Regions from separate parts of the Homo sapiens genome. Here regions 1, 2 and 4 are each linked to region 3. A link is a contact called in ENCODE Hi-C or POLR2A ChIA-PET data. All regions are on one chromosome and are shown on one strand. Each heading gives the region's core, a stretch centred on a gene start or an enhancer-like site at or near the end of the contact. The rest is flanking DNA. Distances are from core to core; before and after follow the strand shown. Region 1 holds the start of FOXRED2 (FAD dependent oxidoreductase domain containing 2). Region 2 overlaps MYH9 (myosin heavy chain 9). Region 3 overlaps MYH9-DT (MYH9 divergent transcript). Region 4 holds the start of TXN2 (thioredoxin 2).

Region 1 (2,700 bases), core at 71-2,570, 100 kb before region 3:
GCTTAAACTTCCGTATGTCAGATACTGGACAATTTCTGCTCTGAGGGAGCTTTTCTCTGATGTTGACACAGACTGAAGAAAGTAAATGACATTCGGCCAGGCGCGGTGGCTCACGCCTGTAATCCCAGCACTTTGGGAGGCCGAGGCGGGCGGATCACGAGGTCAGGAGATCGAGACCATCCTGGCTAACACAGTGAAACCCTGTCTCTACTAAAAATACAAAAAATTAGCCGGGTGTGGTGGCGGGCACCTGTAGTCCCAGCTACTAGGGAGGCTGGGGCAGAAAAATGGCGTGAACCTGGGAGGTGGAGCTTGCAGTGAGCCGAGATCACGCCACTGCACTCCAGCCTGGGCGACAGAGTGAGACTCCATCTCAAAAAAAAAAAAAAAAGAAAAAGTAAATGACATTCTTTGGTAGGTACTTGTAGGCCTGAGAGGTCAGGAAAATTTTTCTAAGGAGTCCCCAGCTACGATTTTTAATTCAAAGAATCTCCAGCCATGCAAATCTGCAGGCTCGCAGTTCTTTCCACCTGCCCTTCCCCCAAGAACACTCAGCCCCATTTCACTGGACTTTGAAGGTTCCTACACTGACTTCGTATTTCTCCCCATGTAAATCTCATGCAGGGGCCACTTGCCACCCCTGGGAAGCCAACCTTCATCATCCAGTTCACGTTATCTTCCTCCTGCCATTTATCTTGCCTCCACTGAGTTTTAATTCCAGGCTCCACTTCCTGTGATTGTAAACATATCCCTTCATCCCTATGTCTCCATTTGACCAGTCAGCTACCAAATGTCGGAAACAATGCCTTGCCCACCTCTCCTATTTGGTGGAAGATTAGGACAGTCGTGTATGTTACTTGGTAAGCAGTACACTGAGTCACTGTAGCAAACGCTTGTTAATTGGCTTATCGGTCCTGGCTCCACCACGCTGGTTTCCAGTCCCACAAAACTGGGTAGGCCAACTAGTTTTAGCGTTTGGCTACATTCATGGAATATGAGAGCTAGGATTAGCTCCAAAAATCACGTGCTCCCCTCCCTCCGTGTAGAGAGGCACCTTTTAAAACGAAGGACCCAGTTCCCCATCCCGGATCTCCAGACCTTCCACCCTCGCGGGTGCGCGCTAGCCCCAGGCCCCTCTACCAGCCCCCGGAGCAGCGAACGCAGCACGCGCGCGCCTCTCCCGCGCTGGGCCGGAGCAGGCAGCCTGCCAGCTGGTCCCGGCGTGCCGCGCGCCGCGCACGTGACCCCGCCCCCTGCCATTGGTCCGGGCGCGAGGGGCGGAGCCGCCGCGGAGCAAGCGAGCCAAGCGCGGCCTCATTAGACCACGGGTTGCAGCCGGAGCGGCTGGGAGGTTCGCGCGTTTCTCAGGGTTCGGTCGGAGGCGGGGAGGCCGGAGCTGCGGGCGTAGGGACCTGGCGGCTCCTGAAGCGCACGCGGGCGGGCGGCAGGTGTGCGCGGCATCCCTGTCACGTGGCCGAAGAGCCTGGGGCGCGCGGACCCTGGCAGGGGGCGGGGCGCACGCAGGCCACACCCACTTCAGGCTCCCACCCGGTCGCTGGAGAGGGGCCAAGGCCTCTGGAAGGTCCAACCTGGAGGGTGGTTCAAAGGGGTGTTGGGCACCCTCAAATTAGGGGAAAATTGGGGAGTACGCTCTCCTTCCCCAGGGTGGAGGTTACTACAATCATAAGCGGGGAGCCGGTGCCCCTGAGGAAGGAGACCCTGAGGGAGATAAGATGGAGGGGCTCGGGATTCCGGGGAGCCCCAAGTCCCAGCTTGAAACGGTGGAGTCCGGGCAAATGAGCTCTGAGGACGGCTTCTGGGCCTGGCCGTGACCCAGATTGCAGTGAGAGTTCCCGCAGGCCCCGCCTCTTTCTGGGCCTCGTGTCTCCCAGCCGCCGGGCCGGGTGCGAGGCCTTACCCCTCTGATCTGCTGCAGGATGGGCCTCTCCGCTGCGGCCCCGTTGTGGGGTCCCCCGGGGCTGCTCCTGGCCATCGCCCTGCACCCAGCGCTGTCGGTGCCCCCGCGCCGGGACTACTGCGTGCTGGGCGCTGGGCCCGCGGGCCTGCAGATGGCCTACTTCCTGCAGCGCGCTGGACGCGACTACGCAGTGTTCGAGCGGGCCCCGCGGCCCGGCAGCTTCTTCACACGCTACCCGCGGCACCGCAAGCTCATCAGCATCAACAAGCGGTACACGGGCAAGGCTAACGCCGAGTTCAACCTCCGCCACGACTGGAACTCTCTGCTCAGCCACGACCCCCGGCTGCTCTTCAGACACTACTCGCGTGCCTACTTCCCCGACGCCCGCGACATGGTGCGCTACCTGGGTGACTTCGCGGACACGCTGGGGCTCCGTGTCCAGTACAACACCACCATCGCCCACGTCACTCTGGACAAGGACCGACAGGCCTGGAATGGCCACTACTTCATCCTAACTGACCAGAAGGGCCAGGTGCATCAGTGCAGGTAAGGCCGGTGCCAGAGCTCACCTGCGGAAGCTGGGACCTTCCCCACACGAACCACACACCTTGATTGGCCAGTAGGTATGGGAGGAATGGACGAAAAAGGGTATTTCGCTTTTTTTTTTTTTTAAGACGGAGTCTCACTCTGTCGCCCAGGCTGGAGTGCAATGGCACGAGGTCAGCTCACTGCAACCTCCGCCTCTCTAGTTCAAGCGATTCTCCTGCCTCAGCCTCCCCAGT
Region 2 (2,700 bases), core at 109-2,608, 100 kb after region 3:
AGCCTGTAAGTGGGAGAAACTTATCTCAACCCCAAGGCCAGACCCCTTCCCTGAATTTCTTTCTTGAGGTGCCCCAGGCAAGGGTAGACCCCCAGAAAAGCTTGAGGACAAGACCAGGACTGTTAGGTCGGGTCTGCTGTCCACTGCTCCGCGCTGACCATGTTCCTCACCACACAGAGCATTTGCCAAGCGGCAGCAGCAGCTTACCGCCATGAAGGTCCTCCAGCGGAACTGCGCTGCCTACCTGAAGCTGCGGAACTGGCAGTGGTGGCGGCTCTTCACCAAGGTGCGTGCTAGAAGGGCCTCCTGAGTAGCTGGGACTACGGGTGCACACCACCATACATACCTGGCTAATTGTTTGTATTTTTTGTAGAGGTGTGGTCTCACCATGTCGCCCAGGTTGGTCACAAACTCTTGGGCTCCAGCAATCCTCCTACCTCAGCCTCCCAAAGTGCTGGAATTACAGGCATGAGCCACTGTGCCCGGCCCTTTTTGATTTTTAGTAGAGACAAGGTCTCACTATCTTGCCCAGGCTGACCTTCCTGGCCTTTAAAAAAAAAATCTCTTTATTTTTAAACTTGTCCGGGCTGCTTTTGTGTATAATACATAATTTATGGTAATGGCGAAAAACCAACTCACAAAAAGCCTAAAGAATTAAATAAAAATTCACACATAAACCCTTAGCCTAAACCAACAGCAGCAGCTATTTTAGTGTTTAATTTCTCGCTCTTTTTCTCACTGCCTATAAAACCTCAGCTATGTAAACAGTATACATTCTTCCATAGCTGAGTTTGACTCATATAAACAGTTGTAGTTCGTACGTTCCATTTATGATTCCTTCATAAGCATCGTTTTTTTAGAGGTAGTGTGCTGTTCCCTAGGGAACACATCATTATCTGGGTACTTTTTCAGAGATGGGTCCTTCCTCATTTTCTTGCTGTGATAAACAATGCCGAGGTGAACATCTTCACGCACACGCAGGGATAGTTTCCCTGGAATGTAGTTAGCGGGTCAGAAGCCCGTGGTACAGAGCGCCAGGAAGGATGTGCCTGCTTGCAGCCCCCACCACAGCGTGTCTTCTTGCCCCTCACTTTCATGTTTCCAGAGGTGAGGGAGAGGCCTCACACCTGTTGGCAGAGGCGGGCATCTTCCAGCCGAGCATGTCTCTACCTCTATCTCCTCTCCCAGGTCAAGCCGCTGCTGCAGGTGAGCCGGCAGGAGGAGGAGATGATGGCCAAGGAGGAGGAGCTGGTGAAGGTCAGAGAGAAGCAGCTGGCTGCGGAGAACAGGCTCACGGAGATGGAGACGCTGCAGTCTCAGGTGGGTGTCAGTGCAGGCTCAGTCCAGGTCGCACGACCTGCCTGGTGCTGCCACCTGCTGGCCATCGGTAGGCACGGCATGCTGGAAGTTTCTATTACTATAGGAGTTTTCTACAACTGAGTTTCCTATTACTGTAAACAGTGACCAGTCTCTCTGCAGACCCCATTGGGTGTTAAGTGATGTAGGGAGGCCACTTAATAGAGTGGAACGTTCACAAGTGTTGGGTTCAAACCTCAGCTCTACCACATGACTTGAGCCCATTTCCTGGGACCTTGCTCTGGAGCTCATGGGGTAGTGAAAAATCAAGGACACGATGTCTGGAAGGTACCTGGAAGCTTCAGAGCTCTCCAGATGAAAGCTACTTTTGTCTGCATGTTCCTTTCCCTCTGGGATCCCGAGCCATGGCGTCCGTCCTTGAGGATGGAGTGGCTTGAGGGTGTTGCGAGGAGCTTGTGTTTTCCACTTGTTGTTTGCAGCTCATGGCAGAGAAATTGCAGCTGCAGGAGCAGCTCCAGGCAGAAACCGAGCTGTGTGCCGAGGCTGAGGAGCTCCGGGCCCGCCTGACCGCCAAGAAGCAGGAATTAGAAGAGATCTGCCATGACCTAGAGGCCAGGGTGGAGGAGGAGGAGGAGCGCTGCCAGCACCTGCAGGCGGAGAAGAAGAAGATGCAGCAGAACATCCAGGTTCCTGCCCGCTGCACCCGGGGAGGGGTGGCGCCGGAGGGGCAGGGCGGGGCGGAGGAGCAGGAACCAGGAGCTGGGAGAACATGGAATTAGGGTCCAAGGAGGCTGCTCCTCACGCAATCTGCTTGGGGCTCTCAGTGAGAGGTGTTCCCTTTGGGCTGGTAGTTTGTGACATGTGCATCTGAGATCTCCATGAGCACTGCCTGGGCCAGCATCAAGGCCAATTTGATTTCCCTGCCATTAGCCCTGGCCCTGGCTAGCCGAAGGGGCACAGGGCCAGCACCTCTGCGTCCTGCCTGTTTCATGGGTGGGAGCTTGCTGCAGGAAACCCTTCAGAACATTGCACCGATGTTCTGGCCCTGTGTCCCAGTTTGAAATCTGGAATCCTACAAATGGGGCTTGGGCCCTGCCTCGGCTGTGGCCCTGGGCTGGCGGACCTTGCCGTCCCCACCTCAGCCATGGCCCTGGGCTCACAGACCTTGCTATTTTCTCCTTGGCGTTTGGATCTGGCCTTCGGACCTTGCTGCCTTCACCTTGGCCATGCCTCTGGGCCTGCTGTCCTTACCGTGTCTCTGGCCCCCGGCAGGAGCTTGAGGAGCAGCTGGAGGAGGAGGAGAGCGCCCGGCAGAAGCTGCAGCTGGAGAAGGTGACCACCGAGGCGAAGCTGAAAAAGCTGGAGGAGGAGCAGATCATCCTG
Region 3 (2,700 bases), core at 132-2,631:
TAGTTCTTATGACTATTACTATTATTATTATTATTAAGATTCTAAAAACCACACCTATCCCTAATCCCTTTGCTACTTGGCTCTCAGGCCAGGCTCTGACCAGTCATCCCCATCTCAAGGCTAAAAAGCAGAGGAGTTGCCAAGAAAGTGGGTCCTGGGGGCTGGGTGCGGTGGCTCAGGCCTGTAATCCCTGCACTTAGGGAGGCCAAGGTGGGTGGATTACCTGTGGTCAGGAGTTCGGGACCAGCCTGGCCAACATAGTGAAACCTCATCTCTACTAAAAATACAAAAATTAGCCAGGTGTGGCGGTGGGCACTTGTACTCTCAGCTACTTGGGAGGCTGAGGTGGGAGAATCATTTGAGCGCAGGAGATGGAGGTTGCAGTGAGCGGAGATCGTGCACTTTAGCCTGGGCAACAGAGTGAGATTCCATCTCAAAGAAAAAAAAAAAAAAGTGGGTCCTAGAGGCAGATGGCCTTGGCTTGAAGCCTAGCTCTGCCACTTACAAGCTCTGTGATCTTGTGCAAGTCACTCAGCCTCTCTGTGTGTCAGTGACCTCATTTGTAACATAGAGAATCTAAGTCCTACCTCATAGGGTTGTTGCAAGGATTACAGGAGTGAATAGATGGAAGTGTTTTCAGAAAGTGCCTGGGACATCCTGTGTGCTATATAAATGTTAGCTGCTATTGTCCTTCTTGAAGACCATGGGAAGCCACTGAAGGGGGAAGGGACTGTAAGCACAGGAGGAACCCCTAGCCCCCTGGGAGCCACCTTAAACCTGGGCATCAGCAATGACAGTAGGGCTACCTCCCCTGCATTTTGCCTCCAGCAGCATGACCCCTTTGCAGCCTGTTTACCAGGAGGCACTCAGCTGTGAGCCTCTTGCCCCACTTGCTGGCACCTCCCTGTCTTGCCCAACGGTGCTTTGTGGTTTTGTCTCCATTTCCTTTGGTTGAATGACTTCGAGGTGGAGGGGTTTCTCTTGGGCAAGAGCAGTGCTTCCTCAATCACTCTGACTGCTGGGGTCTTTGCCCCTCTGTCGGGAGCCTCAGCATTGCTCAGAGCCTTCTCTCATCTCCAGAATCTTGCAAGTCACTCTCTTTCCACGTTGCCCAACATAACCCTGTAAGCCCCTCGAGTTTCTCTAGTGTTTTCCCCACACATTTTGCCAGATAAGCCTCATCAAACCAACCTTGTTAGTTAGATGGGGCCTATCACATTATTGTCTTTTGACAGATGAGGAAACAGGCCCAGAGTTGAGAAATGACTAGTTTAAGATCACACAGCAAGGAAACAGCAAAGCTGACACCCCAGTCCAGCCCTCTTTTCTACCCAACAATAAAACACCATCTAGCCTGAGCAACACAGGGAGACCCTGTCACTACAACGATAAAGTAAGCTGGGCGTGGTGACATGCACCTGTAGTCCCAGCTACTCAGGAAGCTGAGGTGGGAAGATTGCTTGAGCCCAGGAGGTTGAGGCTGCAATAAGCTGTGATCACACCACTGCACTCCAGCCTGGGCGACAGAGTGAGACCCCATTGCAAAACCAAAACACCAACCGAACAACCGCCCCCCCACCGCCCCAATAATATCTGTATGTATGGCACTGATTTTGTGCTAGGGTTTTTGTTTTGTTTTGTTTTGTTTTTTTTGAGGTGGAGTTTTGCCTTTGTTGCCCAGGGTAGAGTGCAGTGGCGCAATCTTGGCTCACTGCAACCTCCACCTCCCAGGTTCAACCAATTCTCCTGCCTCAGCCTCCTGAGTAGCTGAGACTACAGGTGCACGCCACCACACCCGGCTAATTTTTGTATTTTTAGTAGAGACGGGGTTTCATCATGTTGGCCAAGATGTTCTCCATCTCCTGACCTTATGATCCGCCCACCTCGGCCTCCCAAAGTGCTAGTATTACAGGCGTGAGCCACTGTGCCTGGCCACTGTGCTAGGTTTTAAAAGACATAACCTTATTTAATTTTCACTCAGCTAGTAAGTAGTGGAACTGAGATTCAAACCCAGGTGTTTGGGTACCAGACCCAGGATGCATACCCTTCTATCCCAACTGCTTTGCACTGGGGGGTCAAATTGCATTTGCTCTAAATTGCTGAAATCCTGTGATGTCACCCTGATTCCATTAGCACCCAGCTGGGCTGCGCTGCTGAAACAGCTTTGGATGTTGGCTTCCCTATCTTGGAATGAATTTAACACCCCATGGCCTGACCGCCCAGCAAGGCGTATATTATGACCGTAAAGTCGTTTGCCACACAGAAGTAATATACGGCCAAATGTTAAAATGCAACCTTGAAGAGAAGAGTCTGAGAGACACTCTCACACCAAGTCAAACATGCCAAGCTTGGCTGCCGGTGCCGTGCTGGGCTACACTGAGATGAGGCTGTGCTCAGGCCGGGCATGGTGGCTCACGCCTGTAATCCCAGTACTTTGGGATGCTGAGGCGGGTGGATCACCTGAAGTCAGGAGTTTGAGACTAGCCTGGCCAACATGGTGAAACCCTGTCTCTACTAAAATTACAAAAATTAGCTGGACATGGTGGTGAGTGCCTGTAATCCCAGCTACTCATAAGGCTGAAGCAGGAGAATCCCTTGGACCCGGGAAGTGGAGGTTGCAGTGAGCTGAGATTGCACCACTGCACTCCAGCCTGGGCGACAGAGGGAGATTCCATCTCAAAAAATGATAATAATAATTAA
Region 4 (2,700 bases), core at 141-2,640, 76 kb before region 3:
CCTGGGCAACAAGAGCGAGACTCTGTCTCAAAAAAAAAAAAAAAAAAAAAAAAAACTTTGATCAACAATTTGGAAACTGCCTGTTCTTTTAAAAACGCTCTTTCAGCTGCTGCTAATCCGAGTGTATATTCAGGACAACTTGAATCTCTGCTCCGAGTTGCAGTCTTCGAACTTGACCCAAAAAAACTCCCTGCTTAAATTAGGCTCGCCTCAGTTTTCATTTGTTTTCCTTTAGGCGGACACAGACGAGGGCCACTTAAAGGATGGCCCCTAAACTCCCGGTTGAGTTCTTTTACATATAAAGGGCATCATGCCTTTGAGGAGCTTAGCTTTACATATTAAATGGAGAAACAGAACCTGTCAACATCTGTAGGAAGTGGACAGCGCCAGTTATAAACAGGAGGCCAGGCAAGGTGGCTCACGCCTGTAATCCCAGCACTTTGGGAGGCTGAAGCGGGCGGATCACTTGAGCTCAGGAGTTCCAGACCAGCCTGGCCAACATGGCGAAACTCCGTCTCTACTAAAAATACAAAAATCAGCCCGGCGTGGTGGCGCGCGCCTGTAATCCCAGCTACCTGGGAGGCTGAGGCAGGAAAATCACTTGAACCCGGGATTTGGATGTTGCAGTGAGCGGAGATCACGCCACTGCACTGTAGCCTGGGAGACAGAGCGAGACTCTGTCATTAATAAATAAATATATGTAAATAAAATAAAGCAACAAGAGTTTGCAAAATCCAAAACCACGGGGACTTCTCAACTGCCTTTTCTCCCTTAAGTACCCTCCATTGCTACCCCTGCTCCATCACCTCCTCTTCCGGTCCCTCCTCTAGGGCCCGCCCACCCCTTCCGTTTCCGCCCCGCCCCGCCCCCGCCTTCGCCCAGACCAGGGCCCGCCCGCCTCTTCCAATCCGTTCCCCGACGGCCTGCCCATTGCTTCCGGTCCGTAGCTGAGGCCCCGCCCCTTCAACTGTGCCTCAGCCCGCCATTCCCATTGGCGGAAAATCCCAGACGCCCCTCAAATTGGAGAGGGACAGATGGGCGCTGTGGCTCACGCCCGTAATCACAACCCTCTGAGAAGCCGAGGCGGGCGGATCACGAGGTCAAAAGATCGAGACCGTCCTGGCCAACGTGGTGAAACCCCGTCTCTACTAAAAATAAAAAAATTAGCTGGGCGTGGTGGCGCGCGCCTCTAGTCGGGAGGCTGAGGCAGGAGAATCGCTTGAACCCGGAAGGCGGAGGTTGCAGTGAGCCGAGATCGCGCCACTGCACCCCAGCCTGGCAACAGAGCGAGACTCTGGCTCAAAAAAAAAAAAAAAAAAAAAAAAAATTGGAGAGGGACGCTCTTCCGCCTGCCTGTACCCGGAAGTGACGTTATGTACGTCCCCCCCCGAGGAAGTGACGACAGGCGTGCCCTTGACAGGCAGGGAGGGCTAGGCTGTGCATCCCTCCGCTCGCATTGCAGGGAGGTAGGAGCCCTGTGGGGGTGGCTCGAGGTGGTGTCGCGGCTGAGGCATGCCGCGAGCGCGTTCCTGCGCAGGCTGGCGGCCGGGCGGGCGGGGGGATCTAGCTCGCCGGAGAGCCAGGGTCCCTGGTGATGTCCGATTTTTCCCAGTTCCCTCCACACATGTCCCTTCTTTATTGGTTCCCTCCAGTACATGTCTCTTCGTTTTTGGTTCCTCTCACACTCTTAGTTCCTCCTTGAATTGTTGCGTTTCATCTTTTCAGACGACCCTGGGTTCCAGTGTTGGCTGTCATTTAATAGCGGGGTTACTTTGGGCATGTCACTTAACTTACTTGAGCCTCGTATTCCTTCCCTTACTCGCAGTGTGGGCAGTACAATAGCAACTTCCTGGAAGTTGCTGTAGGAAGACCAATAATGTGTGTAAGGTACTTGGTCCTTACATACATTATTAAATCTGTTGGTTTCTTCCTCCCATTCTTCCGTTATAATCTAAATCCCGATTTCTTTTTGGTTGTGAAGCCAGTTTTCCTGTCCTTCTGGTTTGCCTAGCTGTTCCTTCCCTTTGATTCTCATTGCTTCCTCACTTCCACGCTACAAATCTTACATATGATTTCCTTGCATTTTGCTTCCAACTCTGCCTCTTCCTGAGCCCTGAGTACTCCCCAAATCTTTTTCTAGTGTGTCGACTTCCTTTTGTGTGCCCCAGTTCTTCTGCCTCTTTCCCTCACAGATGGCTCAGCGACTTCTTCTGAGGAGGTTCCTGGCCTCTGTCATCTCCAGGAAGCCCTCTCAGGGTCAGTGGCCACCCCTCACTTCCAGAGCCCTGCAGACCCCACAATGCAGTCCTGGTGGCCTGACTGTAACACCCAACCCAGCCCGGACAATATACACCACGAGGATCTCCTTGACAACCTTTAATATCCAGGATGGACCTGACTTTCAAGACCGAGTGGTCAACAGTGAGACACCAGTGGTTGTGGATTTCCACGCACAGTGAGTATTGGGGGTCCACAGAAGACTAGGGTCCTACTTGTTCAAGTATTTATTGAATGCCTGCTGTGTCCCACGGCCATGTTCTATGCTGCTCATATGTAGACTCAATATACAGACTGGTCAGGCCCAGTCCCTGCCCTCAAGGGGAATGCAGTCTGGTGGAAGACAGACAAGTGAACAGTCTGCAAAGCTGACTGTTAGTGCTGGGAAACACATGTTCTGTTTCTCAATCCCCAGAAAGCTCA

Evidence for each region. A loop is a pair of places that touch in the nucleus more often than their neighbours do. ChIA-PET counts read pairs that join two places held with the same protein, here RNA polymerase II (POLR2A). Pooled maps may share reads with other maps.
Region 1: a loop to region 3 is called in a pooled map, with 4 times the contacts of the local background. The contact joins the promoter of FOXRED2 here to the enhancer-like site in region 3. A Hi-C loop is called at or near these places in 4 of 50 pooled maps. POLR2A ChIA-PET finds 5 or more read pairs at or near these places in 3 of 52 experiments (AG04450, CD4-positive, alpha-beta memory T cell and activated T-cell).
Region 2: a map of CD8-positive, alpha-beta T cell shows a loop between it and region 3 (14-fold over the local background). The contact joins two enhancer-like sites. A Hi-C loop is called at or near these places in 2 of 168 maps with a recorded cell type or tissue (CD4-positive, alpha-beta memory T cell and CD8-positive, alpha-beta T cell) and 9 of 50 pooled maps. POLR2A ChIA-PET finds 5 or more read pairs at or near these places in 10 of 52 experiments (A549, B cell, CD4-positive, alpha-beta T cell and 7 more).
Region 4: a pooled map shows a loop between it and region 3 (2.9-fold over the local background). The contact joins the promoter of TXN2 here to the enhancer-like site in region 3. A Hi-C loop is called at or near these places in 9 of 168 maps with a recorded cell type or tissue (B cell, CD4-positive, alpha-beta T cell, CD4-positive, alpha-beta memory T cell and 4 more), 1 of 37 single-sample maps with no recorded cell type and 11 of 50 pooled maps. POLR2A ChIA-PET finds 5 or more read pairs at or near these places in 24 of 52 experiments (A549, AG04450, CD4-positive, alpha-beta T cell and 19 more).

The regions. Positions count from the first base shown.
Region 1 is chr22:36,505,660-36,508,359 of GRCh38, reverse strand. It overlaps FOXRED2 (FAD dependent oxidoreductase domain containing 2), which reads left to right and starts at 1,320. Exons shown (of 9, transcript NM_001102371.2): 1 at 1,320-1,351; 2 at 1,937-2,464. The coding sequence starts at 1,938. RefSeq lists a silencer at 1,074-1,573.
Region 2 is chr22:36,300,154-36,302,853 of GRCh38, reverse strand. MYH9 (myosin heavy chain 9) reads left to right here. Exons shown (of 41, transcript NM_002473.6): 20 at 178-286; 21 at 1,189-1,320; 22 at 1,797-2,003; 23 at 2,590-2,700. Among named protein-coding and RNA genes, the nearest start is that of MIR6819, 15 kb to the right of the region's middle. RefSeq lists an enhancer at 1,699-2,700. Within about 2 kb of position 1,358, at least 13 of the 41 ENCODE cell types and tissues checked have a DNase peak (open chromatin) inside an H3K27ac peak, as active enhancers do.
Region 3 is chr22:36,404,117-36,406,816 of GRCh38, reverse strand. The region is part of intron 2 of MYH9-DT (MYH9 divergent transcript); the gene reads right to left. Among named protein-coding and RNA genes, the nearest start is that of MYH9-DT, 17 kb to the right of the region's middle. Within about 2 kb of position 1,381, at least 14 of the 41 ENCODE cell types and tissues checked have a DNase peak (open chromatin) inside an H3K27ac peak, as active enhancers do; they include B cell, CD4-positive, alpha-beta T cell, CD8-positive, alpha-beta T cell and 3 more, where a contact is called at or near this core.
Region 4 is chr22:36,480,330-36,483,029 of GRCh38, reverse strand. TXN2 (thioredoxin 2) reads left to right here and starts at 1,390. Exons shown (of 4, transcript NM_012473.4): 1 at 1,390-1,466; 2 at 2,193-2,455. The coding sequence starts at 2,193. RefSeq lists an enhancer at 14-960.